Regions from separate parts of the Mus musculus genome. Here all the other regions are linked to region 2. A link is a loop called in an ENCODE intact Hi-C map of the cell type or tissue named here. Cell type or tissue: gastrocnemius. All regions are shown on one strand. Each heading gives the region's core, and the rest is flanking DNA. Links, peaks and the distances in the headings are about the cores only.

Evidence for each region. Peaks named below come from ENCODE experiments on the same cell type or tissue, not always from the same donor. Only the 100,000 strongest peaks of a DNase experiment are listed, where the experiment ranks them.
Region 1: it touches region 2 in a loop (3-fold over the local background); 17 of 42 quality-filtered maps call a loop at or near these places.
Region 3: it touches region 2 in a loop (2.9-fold over the local background); 2 of 42 quality-filtered maps call a loop at or near these places.

The regions. Positions count from the first base shown.
Region 1 is chr11:52,216,398-52,224,406 of GRCm38, reverse strand. No RefSeq gene overlaps it. Among named protein-coding and RNA genes, the nearest start is that of Olfr1371, 6.4 kb to the right of the region's middle. In gastrocnemius, for the core only: CTCF peaks have their summits at 1,355 (motif pointing left) and 3,896 (motif pointing right); a DNase peak (open chromatin) is centred at 3,909.
Region 2 is chr11:51,815,888-51,823,896 of GRCm38, reverse strand. It overlaps Jade2 (jade family PHD finger 2), which reads left to right. Exons shown (of 13, transcript NM_001357588.2): 11 at 2,701-2,818; 12 at 5,269-5,400; 13 at 6,197-8,009. The coding sequence ends at 7,002. Among named protein-coding and RNA genes, the nearest start is that of Gm30110, 36 kb to the left of the region's middle. In gastrocnemius, for the core only: CTCF peaks have their summits at 2,848 (motif pointing left), 3,754 (motif pointing left) and 5,951 (motif pointing left); DNase peaks (open chromatin) are centred at 2,838, 3,741 and 5,936; H3K27ac peaks cover 311 bases.
Region 3 is chr11:51,999,522-52,007,530 of GRCm38, reverse strand. Cdkl3 (cyclin-dependent kinase-like 3) reads right to left here and starts at 3,310. Exons shown (of 14, transcript NM_001166654.1): 1 at 3,021-3,310; 2 at 2,439-2,618. The coding sequence starts at 2,603. It overlaps Ube2b (ubiquitin-conjugating enzyme E2B), which reads left to right and starts at 7,040. Exons shown (of 6, transcript NM_009458.5): 1 at 7,040-7,238. The coding sequence starts at 7,195. In gastrocnemius, for the core only: a CTCF peak has its summit at 4,456 (motif pointing left); DNase peaks (open chromatin) are centred at 3,289 and 5,974; H3K4me3 peaks cover 2,390 bases; H3K27ac peaks cover 4,323 bases.

The DNA of each region.
Region 1 (8,009 bases), core at 1,196-6,195, 400 kb before region 2:
GGAAGAGAGAACACTAGCCACTCTCAGATGACCCTCGATCCTTGGGGAGATAAGTTGTGAGCGTTATTCCAATGTAGACAGGGACTGTATGAACTTTAAGCAGTGGGGTGGGATTTAGGGGGTAGGTGTTTCCTATTGGTTGAGTTTGAGATGTTGCTGATGCTCTATATTTGCATGGGGAAGAACTCCAGGTGCTACATCCCGTGACTGATAGCGCAGGATCCTCTCAGCGGGGTGTTGTGGTTACGTGTTCCAGAGCAGGTACAGAGACAGGCAGGAAGTATAGCGACAGCTCTCAGATTTCTGATTCCTGGGGTCTGAGCTCACTCAACCTTAGCAGTCTTTATGCCTGTCTGGCCCACTTGCCTTACACAGATGCACAGAAATCTTGCAAACCTGCCGCCACTCACCTGCTTTAAATGTCTCATGTAAGATGGGAAAGGTGCTGTCACTCTCCCCATCTACAAGGCAGACCCTGATAACAGTTATGAGAGATGTCATCTGTTTTTGGCAAAATTATTTCTGTCACTGGAATGGCTAAACTTAAAACAGTGACAGTATCAAGTGTTGACAAGGACGTGGACCAACTGACACTCTCTTCCACAACACTGTTGGTGGAAGTACACGTTGGTGAACCCCGCTAATTGGAAATATCTACAAAAGATAAAAACCTCCATGAACCCAGTGGCTCAGCAACTCCAGTACTGAATTTATGTCCAACTGAAATAAGTGCTTAACGGGCAATGGTAGCACATGCCTTTAATCCTAGCACTTGGGAGGCAGAGGCAGGCGAATTTCTGAGTTCGAGGCCATCCTGGTCTACAGAGTGAGTTCCAGGACAGCCAGGGGTACACAGAAAAACCCTGTCTCGAAAAACCAAAATGAAAAAAAAAAAAAAAAAAAAGAAAGAAAAGAAACCAAATAAGTGCTTATGTGTTCCACAGGTTATGTTTCAATATTCATAACAGCTGTATTAGGGGCCAAGTACATAGGATGAGGACACTTTTGGACAACAATTTCTCTCAAGAACTAATTTATTCCACAAGAACAGTGTTAACCTCCAAGTAGGTACTTAAAGAGATAGAAATCACCTAACGGTTCTGCCTCCTCATCACCATTTGAGACCAAACTTCTAGGATGGGAATCCTTGGTGGTTATGCTCAGACCCCCGGCTAAGCCATGACAGCAGCTTTATTTGCCAATCAAATGTTAGAAATAGGGCAGGGTGGGAGAGATGACTCAGAGGTTGAGAGTACTGACTATTCTTCCAGAGGTCCTGAGTTCAATTTCTCAAGCAACCACATGGTAGCTCACAACAGTCTGTAATGGGATCTGGCGCCCTCTTCTGTAGTGCAGGCATATATGCAGGCAGAACACCGCATACATAATAAATAAATAGATAGATAGGTATTATTAAAAAGTTAGAGCCGGACGGTGGTGGCGCACATCTTTAATCCCAGCACTTGGGAGGCAGAGGCAGGCAGATTTCTGAGTTCAAGACCAGCCTGGTCTACAGAAGTGAGTTCCAGGACAGCCAGAACTATATAGAGAAACCCTGTCTCTTAGAAATAACACCACCATCTGCTGTACAAATAACCTGCAGAATATTCACACCATAGACTTTCAAACTGAAAGAGAAAACCAACAGAACATAGATGAACCTCAATGTTGAATGAAAGCCACTAGGTGTAAAATGACTTACTCTGTGAATCCATTTCAACAAACACCACAAAGGAAGCCAAAGGAAGCCAATCAGCTGCTGAGCAGCTGATGGGTGTTGAGGGAGGTCTCTGGGGCATCAGAATCTTTCTATCTATCCAGGTGCTGGTTTGATCTTGAACGCTGTGCTGCTTCAGAAGGACCACGGCAGGCCAAACAGTTCCATGGGAGGTATATTGGGAGAGAGAGGGGCGGCAGAAAGAGAAGGGGGAGAGAGAGAGAGAGAGAGAGAGAGAGAGAGAGAGAGAGGAGAGAGAGAGAGAGAGAGAGAGAGAGAGAGAGAGAGAGAGAGAGAGAGAGGAGAGAGAGAGAGAGGAGAGAGAGAAATCAGGGGGGCCTTTCTTTCTTTTTTTTTCTTTTTGTTTTTTTTTTTTTGTTGTTGTTGTTGTTGTTGTTTTGTTTTGTTTTTTTGAGACAGGGTTTCTCTGTATAGCCCTGGCTGTCCTGGAACTCACTCTGTAGACCAGGCTGGTCTCTAACTCAGAAATCCCCCTGCCTCTGCCTCCCGGGTGCTGGAATTAAAGGCATTTTCCACACACCCGGCAGGGGGCCCTTTCTTTATATATGGATGATGATGTAATCACAGGGAAAGATGGGAGGTGAGAGCCAGGCGTGGTGGCGCATGCCTTTTAATCCCAGCATTTGGGAGGCAGAGGCAGGCGAATTTCTGAGTTCGAGGCCAGCCTGGTCTATAGAGTGAGTTCCAGGACAGCCAGGGCTACACAGAGAAACCCTGTCTGGGGAGAAAAAAAAAAGGTGGGAGATGAGCCAAGTGGATTCTAGGAATATGGTGGTTGTTGCCTTGGCAACAGGTCTGCAGGGAGGGGGGAGGGGGAAGGGGGAGGGGAAGGGAGAGGGAGAGGGAGAGGGAGAAATTTTTTTTTTTAAGACAAAGTTTCTTGGGACTGGAGAGATGACTCAGTGGTTAAGAGCACCAAAGGTCCTGAGTTCAAATCCCAGCAACCATATGGTGGCTCAGTGGTTAAGAGCACCAAAGGTCCTAAGTTCAAATCTCAGCAACCACATAATGGCTTACAACCATCCATAACAAGATCTGATGCCCTCTTCTGGAGTGTCTTCTGGAGTGTCTACCGTGTACTTACATGTAATACATAAATCTTAAAAAAAAAAGTTTCTCTCTGTAGCTCTAGCTGTTCTGGAACTCACTCTGTAGACCAGACTGGCCTCAACTCACAAAGATCCAGCTGTCTCTGCCTGGAAAGTGCTGGGATTAGAGGTGTGTACCACCACTGCCCGGCAGAGAGAGAAAATTTTTAAAAAATAAATGTTAAAAATGTTAATATATGATTTGTTTTATATCTATGTGTATGTACCTAAATGTATGCATGTGCACCATATTCATGCAAATGCTCTCCGAGGCCAGAAGGGGTGCTGGGTCCCCTGGAACCAGAGCTATGGGTGTTTGTGGCCATGGTTGTGAACTCCTGATATAGGTGCTGGAAGCAGAACCCAGATCCTCCAGAAGTGCTCTGAATAGTGTCTGTCACCTTGGAGCTTCTGTGGCTGCCCAGTCACCCTGTGCCAAAGCTGGAGGAGCATAGAGAGGGAAGTTTCTGGAAGGAGGGCTTAGTGCCCAGAGTCTAGCCTTGGCCCTTGACCTTGGACAAAGCTCCAGAAAGGTCCATCCTTGCCTCTACTTGGGCCATCTTCTGTAGAGCCTTCTGATGGGTGACATTCCTCACCTCAGGATGCTTCATCAGAAGCTCAAGGCAAGAGTGGTGTCCACATCTAAGTGACAGAGGAGAAAGTTGGTGGACACACATCTATAGCCATACCACCAGAGGCCCAGGTTGTGGGCCTCCCTACAAGTTAGGAGCTGATAAATGGTATTGTGTAAACTAGTGTGCCAGGCAGGAGCTCAATTCTGTAACACTGGGCAAGATGGCAAAGCTGTAGCTGGCCACATTAACTGTGCCAGATTACACATCAGAAAAGTGAGGAGACAGACTTTGAACCTGGCTATGGCTATCTCACCACAGGAAGCCAAAGCTCATCAGAAGAGAATGCCCTTTACTTTACTCTACTCCACCCCAGAATGGAGAACCTACTGGAACAGATGGGTACCCCCAAGGGCTCACAGAAGGCAGAGACAGGGCATTGTAATTGAACAGCTTTATCCTAGCTAATGCCCCCAAACCATCACCACTCAGTAGTCTGCCCAGCAGATGGTGCCAGAGGGCCACTTGTCTGTCACAGAGCACACCAAGCCCTCCTCCCCCACCCCCACCTTCCATCTCCTTTGCTTCTCCTATCTAGAATTCAATGGGGTCCTGTTCAGAAGCCTGTTCTGACCCGGTCTGACCAGCAGAGGCCTCGAACCAGTACAGCTTGGTCCAATCCTCCAGCGAGCACGGGGCCAGTGCTCCTCTGTGAAATGAGTTCACATTGGGTTGGGCAGCAGGGGTTGGAGGGCTTTCTTAGGAGGCTTGAGCTAGGTGATAAGGAGGAAGATGGCTTTAGAAGTCTCCTTGCCCGACCTCTGTGGAGGCGGAGAGAGGGGCATCAAGCATCGCTGCGTGAAAGGCAAACACAATCCCAGGAACTTGAGCATGAGAGAAGGATCTGGTTTTCTTTTTATTCATTATTTACTTTTTGAGCTGGGGTGAGGCTCAGCTTGTGGTAGAAGTCGTTAGGCAAATGTAGGGATCGATTCTTGCTTTCCATGCCATGGATTCAGGGCACCAAACTCACGTCATTGTCATCTGGCTTGGCAGCAAGCTCCTTTAACGACTGAGCCCTCTCATTGGCCCCAGGAACTCATTTTGAGATGCTGGTCAAGGGAGGCACATCAAGTGGGCAGTTGGGTTACGTAGCTCAGAAGCTCACAGTAGAAGTTGGTCTGAGGCTACGTGGTGGGGTTCTCTGGCCATCTCTTCACAGGTTCACAGAGAAGAGTCTGTGGTAGCAGCACGCCGGCTCAGAGGTTACGAGTACAGGCTGTTAGCCAGGCGATGGTGGTGCAGACTTTTTAATCCCAGCCCAGAGGCAGAGGCAGGTGGATCTCTGTGAGCTGGAGGCCAGCCTGGTCTACAGAGCTAGTTCCACGACAGCCAGGGCTACACAGAGAAAACTCTGTCAAAAAAAGAAAGAAAGAAAGGAAGGAAGGAAGGAAGGAAGGAAGGAAGGAAGGAAGGAAGGAAGGAAGAAAGGAAGGAAGGAAGGAAGGAAGGAAGGAAGGAAGGCAGGCAGGCAGGCAGGCAGGCAGGAAGAAAGGAAGGAAGGAAGGAAGGAAGGAAGGAAGGAAGGAAGGAAGAAAGGAAGGAAGGAAGGAAGGAAGGAAGGAAGAAAGGAAGGAAGGAAGGAAGGAAGGAAGGAAGGAAGAAAGAAAGAAAGAAAGAAAGAAAGAAAGAAAGAAAGAAAGAAAGAAAGAAAGAAAGAAAGAAGAAAAAAGGAAGGGGAAAAGGAAAATAAAACATCAACCTTTAGAGAACATTTTTTTTTTTACACTATTCTATTTTCATGTTTTATGAACAATCCCTTTATGGGTCTTGGTTTTTCCTCTCATTTCTTAGTAAATACGTTTTTCAAATTTTTTACTGTTTAAAATAAATGTGTTTATGATTGGTCCTCTACCTTTACATTACTATATTCTTCTAAAAGGACAATATATGTATCTTAAATATGGGACTAGAGAGACAGCTCAATGGTTAAAGAGTGCTTGCTGCTCTTCCAAAGGCCCAGAGTTCAGTTCTCAGCTCACAGTCAGCTTTAACTCCAGAGTGGGATCCAGTACTCTCTTCTGGTCTCTGTGGACATCCATGTGCACAAAGACACACAGACACAAACATAAATAAGCATAAAGAAATAATAAAATAATATAAGTATTTTAGTAGTATCTTGCACTATCAACTTTTTCATTTTGTATTGTCATTCAAAATACTCATAGAATATATTTTAATTAATGTATTTATTTATTTATTTACTTACTTTACATCTCATAAGGGAAATTGGTCTGAAATTCTCTTTCTTTGTTGGATCTTTGTGTGGTTTAGGTATCAGAATAATTGTGGCTTCATAGAATGAGCTGGGTAGAGTACCTAGTGTTTCTATTTTGTGAAATAGTTTGAGGAGAATTGAAATTAGGTCTTATTTGAAGGTCTGACAGAACTCTGCACTAAATCCATCTGGTCCTGAGCTTTTTTTTTTTTTGGTTGGGAGACGATTAATGACCGCTTCTATTTCTTCAGGGGAAATGGGACTGTTTAGATCATTAATCTGATCCTGATTTAACTTTGCTACCTGGTATCTGTCTAGAAAATTGTCCATTTTCATTTCATCCAGGTTTTCCAGTTATGTTGAGTATAGGCTTTTGTAGTAGAATCTGATTATGTTTTGGATTTCCTCAGGTTCTGTTGTTATGTCTCCTTTTTCATTTCTGATTTTGTTAATTAGGGTACTGTCCCTGTGCCCTCTAGTTAGTCTGGCTAATAGTTTATCTATCTTGTTGATTTTCTCAAAGAACCAGCTCCTGGTTTGGTTGATTCTTTGTATAGTTCTTTTTGTTTCCACTTGGTTGATTTCAGTCCTGAGTTTGATTATTTCCTGCTGTCTACTCTCTTGGGTGAATTTTCTTCCTTTTGTTCTAGAGCTTTTAGGTGTGCTGTCAAGCTGCTAGTGTACGCCTCTCTAGTTTCTTTATGGCGTCATTCAGAGCTATGAGTTTTCCTCTTAGGAATGCTTTCATTGTGCCCCATATATGTCTGGGTATGTTGTGGCTTCATTTGCATTAAACTCTAAAAACTCTTAGATCTCTTTTTTTTTTATTTCTTCCTTGACCAAGTTATCATTGAGTAGAGTGTTGTTCAGCTTCCACGTGAATGTTGGCTTTCTATTATTTATGTTGTGTTATTGAAGATCAGCTTTAGTCTGTGGTGATCTGATAGGATACATGGGATAATTTCAATATTTTTGTATCGGTTGAGGCCTGTTTTGTGGCCAATTACTTACTTTACATCTCAACCACAGTTTCCCCTCCCTTTTCTCTCTCCCAGTCCTTACTCCACTTCACTGACCCCACCTACCCACTCCTCCTCCCACTCTCTTCAGAAAAGAAGAGCCCCCCTCCATGGATACCAACTGTCCTTGGCATATCAAGATGCAGTAATACTAGGTGCAACTTCCCTTGATGCTAGAAGAAGCATCCCAGTAGGGAGAAAGGGTCCCAGATGAGGGCAACAGAGTCAGAGGCAGCTCCTGCTCCTGCTGTTAGGATTCCCACATCAAGACCAAGATGCACAACCATTACAGTCTGCAGAGGGCATAGGGAGTCCCATACAGGCTCCTGGCTGGTCGTTTGGTCTCTGTGGGCCTCTATGGGCCAGGACAGTTGATTCTGTAGGTTTTCTTGTTGTGCTGCATAGGATTCATTATTTGTATGGCTCTTTTTTGTTAGCTCAATTGAAGCAAAGAACACACTTACCTATGCTTGCTCCTTTTATACTGCTCTTCCTTCCTTATTTAGTTCCAAGGTGGTCCCTTACACCACATCACATCACCCCTTTCAAAGAACATCTGTACCATTTCTTCCAAGGCAAGTTTCCTAGAAACAAATTACCTACAATTTTATCTGTAATAGCAAGTATTTATTTCTTCTTTTCTCCAAATGCTTACTGTTCTTAGAATAGCTTAATAGAATAAATGATTTGGAGCCGTTTAACTCATAGCAACAGTGTACAGAGGCTTCCTACACAGTCTCTGACCAACGTGTGTACAGCCTCTACAACAAGACCACCCAGAGCCTGTAGGTTACACTGGGCTTCACTGTCTGTTTCACATGTGTTTGTAAGCACAGGTTTAAGAAAATCTTTGTCGGGGGCTGGTGAAATGGCTCAGTGGGTAAGAGCACCCAACTGCTCTTTCAAAGGTCCAAAGTTCAAATCCCAGCAACCACATGGTGGCTCACAACCATCTGTAACATGATCTGACGCCCTCTTCTGGAGTGTCTGAAGACAGCTACAGTGTACTTACATATAATAAATAAATAAATCTAAAAAAAAAAGAAAAAAAAACAATGGCCTGTATTAAAAAAAAAAAATCTTTGTCAAAAATCAAGTCCATCATTTTTGCCACTCAGTTTGGGGTGTTATAAATAAGACTATAGAACCCACTTTCAGTTGCTATTTGTACATGAGGTGGGCGATGGTCTATTTTGATATTTCTGCACATGTACATCCAGTTTTTCCAAGACAGGTAAATAAAAGGTGACGGATTTAAGCAGGATGGAGTAAAATCAACTGTTTGAAAATTCAACCATCTAAACCTTCCCAATT
Region 2 (8,009 bases), core at 972-5,971:
TGAAGCTACCTTCTCACCTGGTAGCCCAGGCTGGCCTCACCCATTCCTCCCAAGTACTAGGATGATAAGGATCTGAGCCCGCCCCGCCCCTTCCTTACTTCAGATTGGTATTTTTATTACTATTGGCCCCATAAGCAGTTCAGCTCATAGAAGAGAGGTGAAGCCTTATATTCTGAGAGTGGGCTCCACAGAGCTGCAAGGCCTGGTGCTCCAGCACGGGCATCTTCTCTGATGGGTCAGGAGCAGAATTGCCACCAGCAGAAAATCAATTTTACGGCCAACCCAAAAGATACACTCTCCTACAAATTTCAGCCGCAGGCCTGGACCTTGGCAGGCAGCGTGGATGGGCACGGCCACCACAGCGTCCAGAGTTATTCACGGCTGACAGAAAGATTGCAGTAGTGGACATCAGCCTGCAGATGCCAGCTCATGTCCCCTAGCAACCGCTGACTATTAGGCCCTGCAGGACATGATTGTGGTTCTTGCTGGAAGAGTTTATTTCAGTGACTGAATGGACCTTGTGTGAGACCCAAGAGGGTGGCCGGAGCTCTCGGTCATCGGAGATGAGTATGTGGTAGCCTCACCCCTGCGTCCCTCCAAGGATGGAGAGGAACCATGGGAAACAGACCCTTTCCTTTTCTGATCTCGCTGTTTGCCTTGGGGTCCCTGGCCAAAATCCTTAACAGCACTTGGCTGGTGACACAGTCACTCTGTCCACCCAGTCAGTCAGCACTCCATTCTCCAGGTCTTTGTCTTCATTCAGTCATAATCAAGCATGGGCCCACCCCAACCCGAGATGACTTCATCTTAGCTACTTTTATCTTCTGAGACCTTATGTCCCATTCTGAGGTTCCCAGCAGGAAATCTTGCGGATTTCCACCCATGTAGAGGCCATCGAGGCCCTGGAAGGTGTAAGTTTGCCAGGAAGTGGTCTGATTTGCATTTCAAGAGCATTGCTGAGGGATTGTTTTACTGTCCCTGTGAAAGGATGGGGGATGGGGAAGGGTGGAACCAGGCTGTGAAGAGAGCTGGTATCTGCCACAAGGAGAGACTGGTGCAAATGTACTGATAGGTCAGTTGTGGGTGTGGACCAAGAGAACAGGTAGTGGGGATGAGTCCAGTTTTCAGCCATAAGTCTTCTACAACTCCCCTTTGCCCGGAGGGTGCACCCCCAGGGCCTGCTTACACCCCCCCCCACCCCTGCTGGTTTTGCCTCTCCTTTCTTTTTCCAGTACACTGTCACCACCTCCTGCTGGGCTAGGGTGTCCCGGTTTAGGCCATCTGCTCCAGGGAGTTCTTCCTGCCTTGCTGGGTGGCAGGCAATAGGAAGAAAGAGATGCTGGCCCCTATACAAATTTATTCCAGAATGGAGGAAGGCACAGAGCCAGGCTAAAGTGCAGGAGGAGAGGGGTGTGAAGAAGAGGTTGATTGGAAAGTGGGTCATGGTAAGAGGTGCACAGGCTGCTACCAGTGGTTCAAACCCAGGGCTGTCCCTGGAGGAAGAGGCTGGACATGGGAATTGATAAAGCTGGAGTCAGCAATGAGTGAACCCTGACGGCCTGGTGTTGCCAGTGCAGGTGAGGAGTACACACACACACACACACGCATGGAATGTCACAGCAGAGTACATGTCACACGGGATGTCATGGCAGAGTCCATATTGAATCCCTCCTGTGATGCTGTCCGCCGCACTGGACCTCCTAGGATCTCCTTCTCAAGTAGTCTCAGAAGGGAAAGGAAGGTCACACCTGATAAAGATCTGCTCATACTACCTCGAGCTAGGAAGGCCGGAGTCATAGGAAGGAGAGGCAGAGGTTCAACTCAGAAATCTGCCTGCCTCTGCCTGCCAAGTGCTGGGATTAAAGGCGTGCGCCACCACACCTGGCTGGAAGGAGAAGCTCTTAATTAAAGGTAACTCAGGCAGCTAAGTAAGACCTGAAGACCACCTGGCAACTGTGTAAAGGGAGGCCTGAGTGGGAATAGGATCCAGGCTGAGCAGCTATGGTCAGTAACTGTCCCTGTTTCTGGAAAACTCCACATGAGCCCAAAGGTGATACCAGATGGAGGGAGCGTCTCCAGGGCTGAAGCCTGGAAGTATGTGAGAGAGCAGTCCTTAGGGGATAGAGGAACCCTGAACAGGCAGTGACAGGTCCACTTCATATCCTGCCAGCCAACCTGAAGAATGTGTGCCCGTCCTCTGGGCTAAGCCAGATGACTTCAAAGCCTACTGTAGGGACTCTAACCAGCTGGCCCAAGGGAGTCAGGGGCTGCTGTCCTTTATAAAGTCAGGCATCATGTTGCTGTGGATATGGGAGCATTGGCCCAGGGGGCAAGGCCCTGGCTCAGGTCCCGGGATAGCAGGTAGACTTGGAAAAGCTATTTTGCCAGATTGTGTTCATTTGAAAGTACAGTGATACCTGTGCCTTGGGACATGCCTGCGTTTTGCCATGATGGTTGTATCTGCTGCAGAGTTGCTTTGCTGGGAAAGGCGGGTGTTAGGCAGGAAGAGAGGGTTGCCAGCTCGAGACCAGATACTCCCTGCATGCTCAGGGTTTCGGGGTGAATTCTCAATTGTCTTAAGGCAGAGGGGAGGCAGCAGCAGTGGCTGGTGTTCAAAACACTGCTTTTTTTCCCAGCGGCGAGGCCCCTTGAGATGGCCAGCAGTAGGTGAGGTGAGAAATCTCTCCTGTGTCCCTTCAGGTAAGGAACCTGTGCTACATGGTGACAAGACGGGAGAGAACGAAACACACCATCTGTAAACTTCAGGAGCAGATATTCCATCTACAGATGAAACTTATTGAGCAAGACCTTTGCAGAGGTAGGCACGGCGCCCCCTGCTGGGAAGATGTGTCTATGCGGCCTGGAAGGGCCTGGGACCAGAACCCTTCAGTCAGGTTCCTTCTCACGGACATAACAGATCCACGTGGGAACCAGTGAAGGCCGTGGTTGTGCTGATAGGCGAGAAAACAGAGTTTGGACTGTGGCTTTCAAGCCTCTACCCTCAGGGGCATCACTGGGATAGCCCAGTTCCATCCACAGTGGCTTAGCTTGCACAAGGACAGGTGCAGACCACAGTCTTCCTGACTCTGCTGGGCTCAAGACAGGTCAGAGCTGGCCAGCTCCCCTGAACCCTGGTAAGCGTAGGGTTCAGTCTTCAGGAAGGCAGCTGTGTGGAGATGTGGCTGTGTCGCCCTCTCTGTGGTGTCATGTGATGAAACTCAGGCTCTGATCAGATGTGTCTTCTATCCTTTAGGTATAACATGCATTTAGCAGATCGAGAAACCAGGAGCAAAGGTGTTGACATTGGCTTAATTGGATAGTTATGGAGTCTGGACATGTGAAGGGAAGATAAGCTTAACACGCACCCCCCCACACAGGAACATTATTTACACTCAGACGTTGAACATACACAGCAGAAGGCAGCTAGGTAGAGAGAGCTTTGGAGATATGCCTGCCGCTACCGACTCAGCTTGTGGGTCATTCTGGGACGTGAGAAGAGGAGGGAGTGCTGCTGCGAGTCTTCAGAGGGAATGGTTGCCCCTTTTCTGCCCGTAGCTGAGTTGCTCCATTTACCCTTTGGGATCGCCAGCATTCATCAAAGCCAAGTGTGGCAGTACATACCTGTAGAGGAGGGGGTCTGGAGGTTCAGGGATTTAGTACTGGCTGCTCCTCCAGTGGCTATGGCTTCAATTGCTGGCACCCATGTGGTAGCTCACAACTGTCTATACCTCCAGTTCCAGGGCATCCAGCGCCCTCTTGTGGCCTCTGAGGAACTGGGAATGTAGCTTACTTTATAGGGCATGAAGCCTCCCTGGGTTTGATCCCCAGCACTGGCTAAAACCAGATGGTGCAAACACACATCTAATTCTAACCCTTGGGAGGTAGAGGCAGGAAGATCAAGAATTCCAGGTTATGCACTGCTACTTAGAGAGTTCGAGACCATCCTGGACTATGTAAGAACCACTTTCTTACACATAGTTAGTTTACATAGGTGTTGTCTGCATATTTGTACATGTGATACATGTGTCCCTGGTGTCTGCCTATGAAGGTCAGATCCCCTGGGACTGGAGTTACAGATGGTCACGTGCCACCGTGCAGGTGCTGGGAGTCAAACCCAGCGTAATCAAAGGGGACAAAAAGAGAGAAGAAAATGACTGTTGCTAATGACAGAGGTCAGCGTAGGTCACGGCCCCATGGAACTGACAGTCATGAAGCCTACCCAAGTCCAGAAGAGAGGAAAGTGGGGTCCCAGGCTGTGCAGTCAATCATGGCACACGGGGTGGAAGCGATGAGGGGAACTCTACTGTACTTAGAGACCACACACAAGTGTCAGTGTTCAAGGAGGCTGAGGGCAGCACGGTAGGAATAGCACCTTCTGTCATGGTCTCCTATACACCAGAGGGTCTGCACCCTAACCTAGAGTCTGAGGACCCTTCAAGCTCCTTGTGAGTAGGAACCATTGTTAAGAGCATTGCATTGCCAATGCCTAAAGTTGATGCACATGGAGGAGAGAGGGGCTTAAGGAGGCTGTAGGGTAACCAGGGTGAGACATGGAGGGCTGTAACCAAGGTGAGACAGACATGTAAGGCTGTAACCAGGGTGAGACAAACATGTAAGGCTGTAACCAGGGTGACACATGGACGGTCTAGGGGCCTTGTAATACTAGGTGTGGGGTCTGAGTTACAGGCCGGGAGACTGAGGTCTAATTAGAGGCTCTGGGGACTGAGAAGAGCTCAGAACACAGAGCTCTGCCTTCTTTTGACATTATTCCCAGAAGCCTTCCTGCCTCCCTGCCCCTGCTGAGCAGCCGGGGACTCATCTTTTGCAGACCAAAGGGCAAAGGACCACATACAGAACCCGCACCTCCTGTCTTGTGCTTGGCTGCACAAACAGGACTGGAGGCTGAGGCAAGGAGCTTGGCTGTGGTGTCAGGCCCAGAGTCTAAGCCTCTTATGTCCACATCACGATTCTCTGCCCTATGTCCAGCTCCTTACCCTAGCATTTGGTCCATATAGCATCCAGTCACCTTTTCCACTCAGTAGAACTCTCCAGGGTCTGTGGGGTTTGTAGTCCAGTTCGTAGTGCACTTTGAAGTCTAGGTCCCACAAGGACTTATTATGCCTTCCTCTATCCTTCATAGAGCTGTGGGCTGCCCCCGCTGCCCCGGTTTCTGCCACACTGACTCTGACCTTGGTACCACTGTTGGTAGACCCAGTTGATAGACGACCCATAGGCAGCCACTCAGGTTTAACTCTTTCTCCAACACAGAGCCTTCTGGGAGGAGGTCAAAGGGCAAGAAGAATGATTCAAAAAGGAAAGGCCGAGAGGGTCCCAAGGGCAGCAGCCCTGAGAAGAAAGAGAAAGTGAAGGCTGGGCCCGAGTCTGTGCTGGGGCAGCTGGGTAAGTGAGGGGCCCTTGTGTCCTGGCAGACGCTGACTTTACCATTTTCAACTTCACCCAGAAGAGGGCCAAGCAGCGTGAAGCAGAGACGGACCGCTTAGGCCCTTCCTCTTCCAGGGCTCACAGTGGCTCCGTCTCACGCACAAGAGATCCCAAGACACTCTGGCTAGATAGAGCTCTGCCAGCTCTGGAGCTGCCCTTGCCAGGGTGCTGGATGCCCCCAGAGGTCCCTGGAAATCACCTCTATGCTGAGTGGGCAGGACTACACTGCTCGCGAGGTCTTTATCCCTGTTCCACCCTTCCTGAGTCTCCACCGCTCTTTGTGCCTTGCCCCCTCAACCCAGCCACACAAACCTGCTGACCTTTCTTGAGCCACCCAGAGACCAAGAAAAGTGACATCAGGTTCCCTAGTCACTGCCACAATTTATCTCAGTAAAACCGGGCCCAAAACTGAAGGTCCTGGCCACCCTGGGAGCTCGCTCTATCAGGTGTTTCCTGCAGGCTGTTGGAGGCACTGCCTGTAAAGATGCAGCGCCCCCTGCTGGCCGGTCTGCTCTTGCCACTGAAATGCTTACTGTTTGAACAAGGAACTAACTCACCACTTCCTCCTTTCCACTCCACAATTTAAAAAGCTGGTCCTGGGGTCAGCCAACCTGGTGAGCAGGGGCTGGCCTCTGCTACTTGGTGGCACTGGTGGGATGCGTGGACAGAACAGGATGGCTTGCCTGGGTGGGTCGGTTGTCTTGAGCTCACACACCTGTGGCATCTCACCTGCCTCCTGTCTCCCATTCATCAGGTCTATCCACCTCGTTCCCCATCGACGGCACTTTCTTCAACAGCTGGTTGGCACAGTCGGTTCAGATCACAGCAGAGGACATGGCCATGAGCGAGTGGTCTTTGAACAGTGGGCACCGGGAGGATCCTGCTCCAGGTCTGCTGTCAGAGGAATTGCTACAAGATGAGGAGACGCTGCTCAGCTTCATGAGGGACCCCTCGCTACGACCTGGTGACCCTGCCAGAAAGGCCCGAGGCCGCACTCGCCTGCCTGCCAAGAAGAAACCATCCCCGCTGCAGGATGGGCCCAGTGCACGGACCACTCCAGACAAGCAACCCAAGAAGGCCTGGGCCCAGGATGGCAAGGGGACGCAAGGACCACCCATGAGGAAGCCACCACGGAGGACGTCTTCTCATTTGCCGTCCAGCCCTGCAGCTGGGGACTGTCCAGTCCCAGCAACACTGGAAAGCCCTCCACCACTGGCCTCCGAGATACTAGACAAGACAGCCCCCATGGCTTCCGACTTAAATGTCCAAGTGCCTGGCCCTACAGTGAGCCCCAAACCCTTGGGCAGGCTCCGGCCACCCCGAGAGATGAAGGTCAGTCGGAAATCTCCGGGTGCTAGATCCGATGCTGGGACAGGACTACCGTCTGCTGTGGCCGAGAGGCCAAAGGTCAGCCTGCATTTTGACACCGAGGCTGACGGCTACTTCTCTGATGAGGAGATGAGCGATTCTGAGGTAGAGGCAGAGGACAGTGGGGTACAACGAGCTTCCAGGGAGGCAGGGGCAGAGGAGGTGGTTCGCATGGGGGTGCTGGCCTCCTAATTCACCCAGGCCCTGCCCTGGTCCCCCTACAAGGCCTCAGCCCAATCACAACTGCCATTTCCAACTGCTGAGTGTCTCAGACCCACCACTCTGTCGTGGTTTTATTTTTAATATAGAGAGAGTTCTGAATTCCACCCCGTTGTCTTTCCTCTGTGCTGGCCTAGGACATTAGGATTCCTCCCGTGGCCCCGGCCACGGGGGACTATACCAGGTTCTATGTGCCACCCCGGTCCCAGCCCATGCCACATCGCTGGGCTTCTGGCTTGATGTAGACAAGGTGAGGGAGAGAGCTCAGGGCTCCTGCCCACTGCCATTGGGTGACACAGACTGTCGTTTGGGCATTATTTCATGGCAGATGGGCCATCCCAGGGCCTGCCCCGCCTTGTCCCCCCAGGTTGCACTGGGGTCCATTTTGGGTGGGGAGGTGTCCTGCTGCACTCCGCTGATCCGTAAGGAAGTATATAACAAGTGATACCCAGCCAGTCTATTCACTGTCACAAGCACAACGAGTCTCTATGAGAAAGCACTGAGGGGGCGCAGGGGGCCCACTGGCTCCTGAGTAGCCCACACCATCTGAGGCCCGCCCTCCCGCCCGCCCGCAACCCCTCCTCCCTTGCTGCTCTGTCCCTGCCAGTGCCCAGCCCAAGCAGCTCTGAGAAAGGGTTCCCTGGATCCTTCCTGAGCTGTGTTCTTTACTCAGGGGACTCCCCAAACGGTCCTCCCCGTGTACAGGTGGAGGGCTCCAAGGGAGGGCCAGTGCCCAGCCCGGGACTTGGGGCTCAGATCAGCCCACTGCAGAGAATCACTCTGGGGCTCTAACTTCCTTCTTTCTTCCTTTGGGGCCAGTCTCGGCCACAGTCTTGCCGTCTCCATTATGGAGCTGGCCAGACCAGACCGTTTGCCTTTTGACGTTTCCTAGTCCTGCTAAGAGATGAGCTTCCTCTTCGGTTTCCTGGTGGAAACATCCTTCCAACAAGTGTAGTGGGATCCCGGGGCCCAGGGCAGGC
Region 3 (8,009 bases), core at 1,196-6,195, 180 kb before region 2:
ATCTAGCATGCACAAAGCATGGGGTTCGATCCCTAGCACCACATAAAACTGGGTGGCTCAAGGGGTACAGGCACTTGCTGTCAAGCCCGTCACCCTGAGTTCAGTCCGTGAGAGCCTTCCAATTTTAGCAAGCTACCCTTTGTCCTCTACCTGTGTGCTGTTGATGTGTATGAACACACACAATAAATGTATTTTAAAAATTAAGACATAGCAGGCATGGTGCTGCACGTAATCTCACTGCTAGAGAGGTGGAGGCAGGATACCCAGTTTACCTAGACTCTGGTCTCAAGGCAAGAAACCTTAATGCCCCTAGATTCCAGTGACTAGAAAATTTGTATTTGGAGGCTTCTTCCCCTTAGTTCCAGTCTCTAGCTATGGACTCCTCTAGGCTACTAATTATCTCCTAATTCTATTTCTCACTTAAGGAGCACAAATGACCCGACAGTGCTGATTCATTTCATAAGGCAGGGACTGATGTCTCTCATAGTACAAAATTACCTTTATTAGCTTTTAATCTTTCCTTCATACAGTCTAGAATAGAGCAGTTCTGACTGTCTACAGGTGCTAGTATAGTGTTCTAGTTAGAAGCAAATTGACTTATATTATCTAATAGAGATTAAAAAGGAAAATGCTTCTTTTGTACCAGATGAAGATGGCAGGAATAGCTATGATCTTCATCACATATAAAACACCTAGACTTCAGTCTCAAGGTAAGAAACTAATGTCCCTACATTCCAGGGACTAGAAAATTATATTTTATTAGCAGTGGTCTGTAGAATGTATTAGGTTGAAAACTAAGGGGGTCTGGTAAGAACCTAACTCAGGAATGCTGCTAGTATCATGAGGCCATTTTTTAGAATTCAGCAGTGTAAACAGATACAAAGTTAAAATGATAGACTGCAGATAACATAGGAGAGAGTGTAGAAGCAAATAGAAAAGAGTCGGGTTTTGTTTGGTTTGTTTCAGTCTCTAGCTCTGGACTCTCCTAGGAACGTGCATGTTCTTTTGACTGCCTCAGCTCTTTGGTCTGGTAGACCCAGCACCCCTGCAGTGCCTGGAGCTCCCCGATACGATACTGTTGCTGCTTGTAAAAGCTTAATAGCCTTCAGTTACAGATCCCTGTCACCTCCAAGTCAACATTTCCACAACTGAGCTAGTTCTCAACCTCTCTTCCAACTCACATCAACTGCAGTGTTCTCTGGACTTCAGGGCATCTCTGACTCTTTAACGGCCTCATGATACTAGCAAGCCCCCAAACCAAGTTTTGACTTCTTAGACTAAAACACTTTCTGTTTCCAATTTACTACACTTTAATCACACTTCTTTCTAATTCTATACAGGAAACTCATAGAGCAAGTATCTGCTCTTCTTCTTCCCATTCTTGCTGTCCTGTTTTAGTCTTTCTGACCTTACTGCTGTTCCCCTAACCTGGAAGTATCTCCATCCTATCCCACTGCTGTACATCATTCAAGGACAAGTACATACCCTATTTTCTGTTTAAAACAAAACAAAACAAACCAACCAAACAAACAAAATCCTTCCCCATCAAACGGGAATTGGTGGGATTTAATATTAACCATTAAATAAACAACAAATGAACAAAAAAGCCTGTGTGGGTATGTGATTGTATGCACATGCCTGCAGGTGTCTCTGGAAACCAGAAGTAGGTACAGGATCCCTGGGAGCTGGAGTTACAGGCAGTTGTGAACCTGCTGATGTGGGGTGCTAGGAAATGACTCTAGTCTAGGAAGTGCTTTTAACCACAGAGCCATCTCTCTGGCTCAGCGTGAACCACTCTTATTCAGGGTTATTTTACTATACCCTCCTGCATAGTTATGCCACTAAGGAACATTTTTTTTTTCTTCAAGACAGGTTTTCTTTGTTTAACAGCCTTGGCTGTCCTAGAACTCACTCTGCAGACCAAGCTGGCCTTAATCTCAGAGATCTACCTGTCTCTGACTCTCCAGTACTGGAATTAAAGGTTTGCACCCCAATACCTGGCAAAAAAAATTTTTTTTCCTTCTTCCTACTCTCATCGTTTTCCACAATCCCTTGTACAAAGCAGACATCCTTACTAAGTATTATACTTGAATAGTTTTGAATGATTTTACAATACTAGCATAATTGTTATACACAAGCACACAATCTTATATCAATAAAAAAGTACAGATTGTAGACAATGAGGGTTTCTCTATGACAGGTCTTAGTTTATCTGTTAATGGAAACATTCTTTCATATATTTTATTTTTATCCCATAACAATTTCTCTTTTGACTTAAATAATCAAGGAAAAAGAAGATGGGTGTTTCAATGTAGGCCTGTAAATCTTAGCCCTGGAAAAAAATAAAGCATTTCAAGACAGCCTGGGCTGCATAGCAAGATAGGTCCCAATGGGAAAACAAGAAAAAATATATATAATAAAAGGCAAAAGAAGCAAACCTTTAGAAACTTTATTTCTCTCGTTGCAATTTTGTTGACAGATTTTTCTGGTTTCTCATAGAAAATCTTAATGGCCACTATTCGCCCAGTGTCCTTATGTTTGCATTTCATGACCGTTCCATAACTTCCCTCTCCCACTTTTCCAAGGGTTTCATACATCTCCATTTTCAAGCCTGGCTTCTACTTCACAGAAATAAAGAAAGAAAACGTTAAACGTTCACACTTTCAATTATACAAGCTCTATAATGCTTAGAGATAATCCCCTACTTTCGGATATAAGAACAAAAACTAGGAGTGCCGGCTACAGCAGAGCCTGCTCGAGGGAACTCTTAAATTGTCTAAGAAGCTCCAACTTTCACCAGAACGCAGGATGTCCTTCATTAATCTAGCATTTTGTGTAGACCGGGATTGAGAAATAAAAGAGGTCTGATATGCGTTTAACTCAGGCATCCTTTTAGAATACGGGATTTACAATTTGAGGTCCCCTTTCAGGAACAATGGAAGCCAAACTAAAAAGTCCCGCTAACAACACTGCGGGTCCCTTGTTAGGAGCCACGGTCCACCAAGCGTGGGGACTCCCACCTCAGCACTAGTCACCCATACGTCCTGCCCTCTCCTCAAACACGCAGTCTGTGCAGCCCCAACCCGAGTGGCCCGTCTCGCCGCGCTGTCGACCTCGTCCTGAGAACCACCGCCGCCTCAGCCCATCCTGTAGTCCCGCCGGCCCGGCTGCGTGCAAGTCCCAGCCGGCCCGGGACACCACACCTCCTCTCCTGGCCGACCTTGCCGGCTCGGGGCAGCCGGACGCCCTGGCAACGGGGTGAGGGCGGGGCACTGCCGCGTTCCGAGCACAGTACGCAAGACTGGAAATTGCTGAGGTCCTGACCCGGAAGGGAAAGTGACACGAAGCGGAAGATAGACCCAAGGGGAAGGGGGAGGGACGTAGGAGGCCCGCGTGCTTGCAGGTGGGGGTGGGGGTGGGGGGTGGGGATGAGGGAGAGCGGGGCATTTTATAGCAGAATGAACGCCTGGAGGCTTTCGCCCGGCAAGAGAGCGTTTTGTCACCTGGGTGGTTACTGGTCCCTTACTTGTGCCCGGTTCTAGGAGGTTGACGGAGATAATTGGATCTACGGAACACTTATGGGGCTACAGTTTGCCAGTGCTTCGTTACTATTCCATGCAACCGATTTCGACCTCAAAGTCGACATAATCCTTAAACCGGGGACAAGATCGTTTTTGGATAGAGGGCTTAGCTCGGTAGTAAGCCACATACTCAGCGTTCACTACTCCTCTGACTTATTTCTAACACCATTTCTGTACACATTTTCAGTTTCCCAATTACTACTGCTTTCTACCTACTAGTGATCCCTTTTTGTTTTGAGACAAGGGCTACTATATAGCTCCGGGTAGCCTGGGACTCACAATGTATACTTCCAGGCTGGCCTCAAACTCCCAAGATTATCTGCCTGCTTAGAGTGCTGTGCTGAGTGCCATCATATCCAGCCCTAGCAGTACTTTTAAAGTTTTCTCATGACGTGTGAAACGCAAAACTTTTTAGGAAAACAAAATAATTCACCGGACTCTGCCACAGGCTGAGTAAGTACAAGGACGCCTAGGGATGTACTTTTAAATAGCCCGCAGAGCTTTTAAAAGGGCTCCATTTTTACAGATCTTGATTTAACTGTAATAGCAAAAGTAGGTCATCGAGATGGCTCAGTAGGAAAAGGCTACGAAGCCCAAAGTGTAGAGTTCAATTTCTTGGACCTACGTGGTGGAAAATGAACCAACTCCTCCAAGTTGTCTTGTGACCTATACACACAAATGAATGTGCACAACGAGTGTGCTGAGTAGTGTAAAAAAGAAACTAGTTTGCTTTTTTAAAAACAAAAACAAAAAACAGTTTAGGGCTGGAGAGATGGCTCAGCGGTTAGGATTACTGACTACTACTCCAGAGGTCCTGAATTCAGTTCCCAGCAACCACATGGTTACTCACAAGCATCTGTAATGGGATCTGATGCCCTCTTCTGGTGTGTCTGAAGACAGCTACAGTGTATTTGTAAAAAAAAAAAAAAAAAAAAAAAATCTTAAAAAACAACAAACAAACAAAAAACAGCCGGGCGTGGTAGCTCACGCCTTTAATCCCAGCACTTGGGAGGCAGAGGCAGGCGAGTTCCAGGACGGCCAGGGCTACACAGAGAAACAGTTTAGACGCATTTCCATTTTTGCAATTTTGCTACTAACTGCTAGAGCCTGGCTTTGGAGCTTGAGAGTTAGGAGGGCTGGGCACTTGGCTTGGATTTTTCTTTTTCCTATAAATAAGAATGTTGTGAGACCTGCTATATGTTTACTTAAGATTTGTTATGAACTAAATATTTGCAAGGAGCAAAGCATGAATTAGTGAGCCCCTGTCATCACAAACTAACTCCTAACCCCAGCACTCAGGAGAGAGGAAGTCAGAACTATGTGAGATTGGGGCCAGCCTGGTCTACATAGCAAGTTACCCTGTTTTAATAAGTGAAATTATAGTTCTAAGACTGCGGTTGTAGGTTTCCAGCAAGCCACCTGGCCATGAAATTGTGTGAATTTTGTTAACATTCTGCTCTCTATATTTTTGGGAAGCATTCAATTTATCAAAACATTTCATTTTGGATATTAAAAACTATCCCGTCCATTTTTTAAAGTAATAAATTGCTAGATAAGCAACAGAATGAGATTTTTAAAAAGCGTCTGCCATTTCACTCTATGTATTTCTTGATCATGAGGAAGATTAACATTGGTATGGCTGGACGGAAATTTAAAAAAGCCCAGGCACTTGTTACCGGCCCAGGGGATTTAAAAAGCCTGTTTTCCCCCAAGACAAGGTCTCTCCCAACTCTAGGTGCGGTGGAATTTGCAGACCTCTAGTCCCCTGTCTACCCAGTGCTGGAGTTGTGCTTGTGCGCTGCATCCTTTTCAATAACATTTTACAGGGCTACCTAAGGCCCTGGGGTTCTACGGAATAACTCAAAGAGAAGAAACGTAAAGGTAAGAATATTTAACTTTTAGCTTAGTCACATTGTGAGGACACAGCAGCGGCTATCAAGAGTAAGACATACCTGACAATCCTCAAGGTTACTTTTTGGCGGGGAGGGATGAGACGCTCAGGCTGCCTAGGGTGGCTACCATCCTGCTTCACTGAGGCTAGCCTTATACTCCTGATCCTTTCCACTCTCCGAATGGTGGGATTGGCAGGATGCACCAAGACGCTGGGTTCTCAAGGTCATTTTAAATCAAGAGAATTGTTTGAAGGAAGAAGGGATAAGGACAGTGAAAAAGGTTAACCCTTCCTGGTTTCATGGAACCATGTGAAAGAGTGAGCAGTGGAGTCTCATGCGCTTCCCCCTTCTTGAGTTAAAGAATTCCGCATCTACTACACTGTTCCGGTCCCTAGAACTAACAAATCCCCAATACAGGGCTAGAAGCTGAGCACGGAAATTCCAGGAGCCAGCTGGGGGCTGTGGTGGTCAATGCTTCGGGAATCGGCTATGAATCAACCCCCCACACCGCACTTCCGGTCCATTTGGTCCCTCTTTGCTATTGTATAAAGCTTGTAATGAGTTACCTCAGAGTCGAGCTCTAACTCCCACCCATGTCTGCAGGATCTCTCCCCTGATCTGAATCATTTTTGTAGGTTTCTTTGACAACCAGCAGCATTGATATGCTCTAAAATCACACCCACTCACTTCTTGAAAAACACAATTGTGCCCCACCGCAGGCAAATTCACAGATTCCAATTCAAAGACTCCATAGATGGAGTCTTTAAGGTTTGGGCAATCTATTCCACTCTCATTTCTGTATAAATTCTAAGTATGGAAATTCCATTAGCAGGAACAGGCTATTGATGCAAATGCCCTTAATCCCATCTCATTTGCACCGACCTAGCATTCAAAGCCGTTCATTACAAGGCTTTGCCACACTTTCAGTACCTGTCCCACGTACCAGAGTTGCTAAGCCACTTGAAACACAGAATTAAGTCCAGATTTTTTTTTTGTTGTTCCGTTTTAAAAGACTCAGAATGCAAGCGGCTCCTTCCACAATGTCTCCTTTTGCAAAGCCCCAGTACTTTGGGACCAAAAGAATAATGTATGACTAGAGGTGTCAACTCCTTATACTCAAGGACCTGCTTTGTTAGACCTGAAACCAGAGCCAGGCTAGGCCATCACGTGACCTGCTCTGATGGCGTCACAGGCACACGTGGTTCTAGATACTTCGCTCCCTCCCCCTCAGGGGTGGATTGTTGACAGCGGCGCTGGCGGTCACGTGACTTGACGTCACCCCCCCCCCCACCTCCTCTCCTCCGAAATCTCAGGCTCCGGATGCACCACTCTCTCCCCGTCCGGCCGAACTTGAAACTAGCGACGGGGGGAGCGAGGCGAGGTAGCGTGTGGGCTCCGAGGGCGTTGGGCCGGGCCGTGTTCAGCGTGAGCACGGAGCGGATCCTCCGTAGTTGCCCGCAAGCAACAAGCCCGGAAGGCCGCCTTCTGCCCCTCCGGTGCGGCGCGCGCGCCCGCTCGCCCCGCCCCCTCTCCCCCCTCCCGCGGTGGTACTGGCGGAGGGCGGAGGGATCTGGAGGCGGCGGAGGGAGACGTCATTGCAGGGTTGTTTGTGCAGTCTCGGTGGCGGCGGCGACCCACAGTGATTCGGCCGCTGCGCCGGGGGGTGGGGGGGCTGAACGGGACTCTTTTCTTTCAGACTGACCGCGGGGCAGCTGCGGAGCATGTCGACCCCGGCCCGTAGGAGGCTCATGCGGGATTTCAAGCGGTAAGGGCCCTCGTCTTAGCCCAATATGACGGCCTCTTCCCGAAGCCATGGACTGTAGGGCGGGGATTCCGGATATCTTCCTCCTGGTGACCCTGAGGAGGCGGGCAGTGGGCCTGCGGGACCCACGGCAGTCCCGGCTTCCCGGTGGCTCTTACTCCCTCGCTTCATACCTCCCTCTGTCTGGAGTAAAGATGGTCGGTACTACAGCCTCCTGCCCTTCCCCCCCAAAAGTAGGAAGGTGGCCATCGCTGGGCCTAGGTGTCCCAGAGGCCCACCTAGGGCAGATGCAGACGCTTCACCTCCCGCCTCTGCACCCTGCAGTGTCCCCTCCCCAGGTGGTGCGAGTGAGCTGCTCCTGAGGCTCCGGCCTCGCCTGGCGGACCAGTCCAGCTTTGTTACAGGGCCCCGTGATCTCCTGTTGGTAGTGAGAGGTTGGGGTGAATACTGCCCCAAATCTCTCCCTTTCTGCAGTGGTGAGGGTGGGGTCTGCTGCGCGAGGTCCGGAGGTGGTTAGCCCATCCCCCGAAACCCGATCTGCCCCCGCCCACCTGGAAGGACCTTGAGAACTGGCTCGGGAAACCTGGGCCTGGAGCTAGCCACTTGGCCTGCCAGTGCCTTCTGGAACTAAGATCTGGCCGCGGAATAAAAGCCTATCTATAGCCTCCCCAGCCTGGAAAAATGCCTTCCGTCAGACTGGAGCTAATCTGATACTCCACCTGGGCCTCCTTTTGGAAAATAGGGGTTTATAGGAAATGTGGGGCTTGAAGGAAG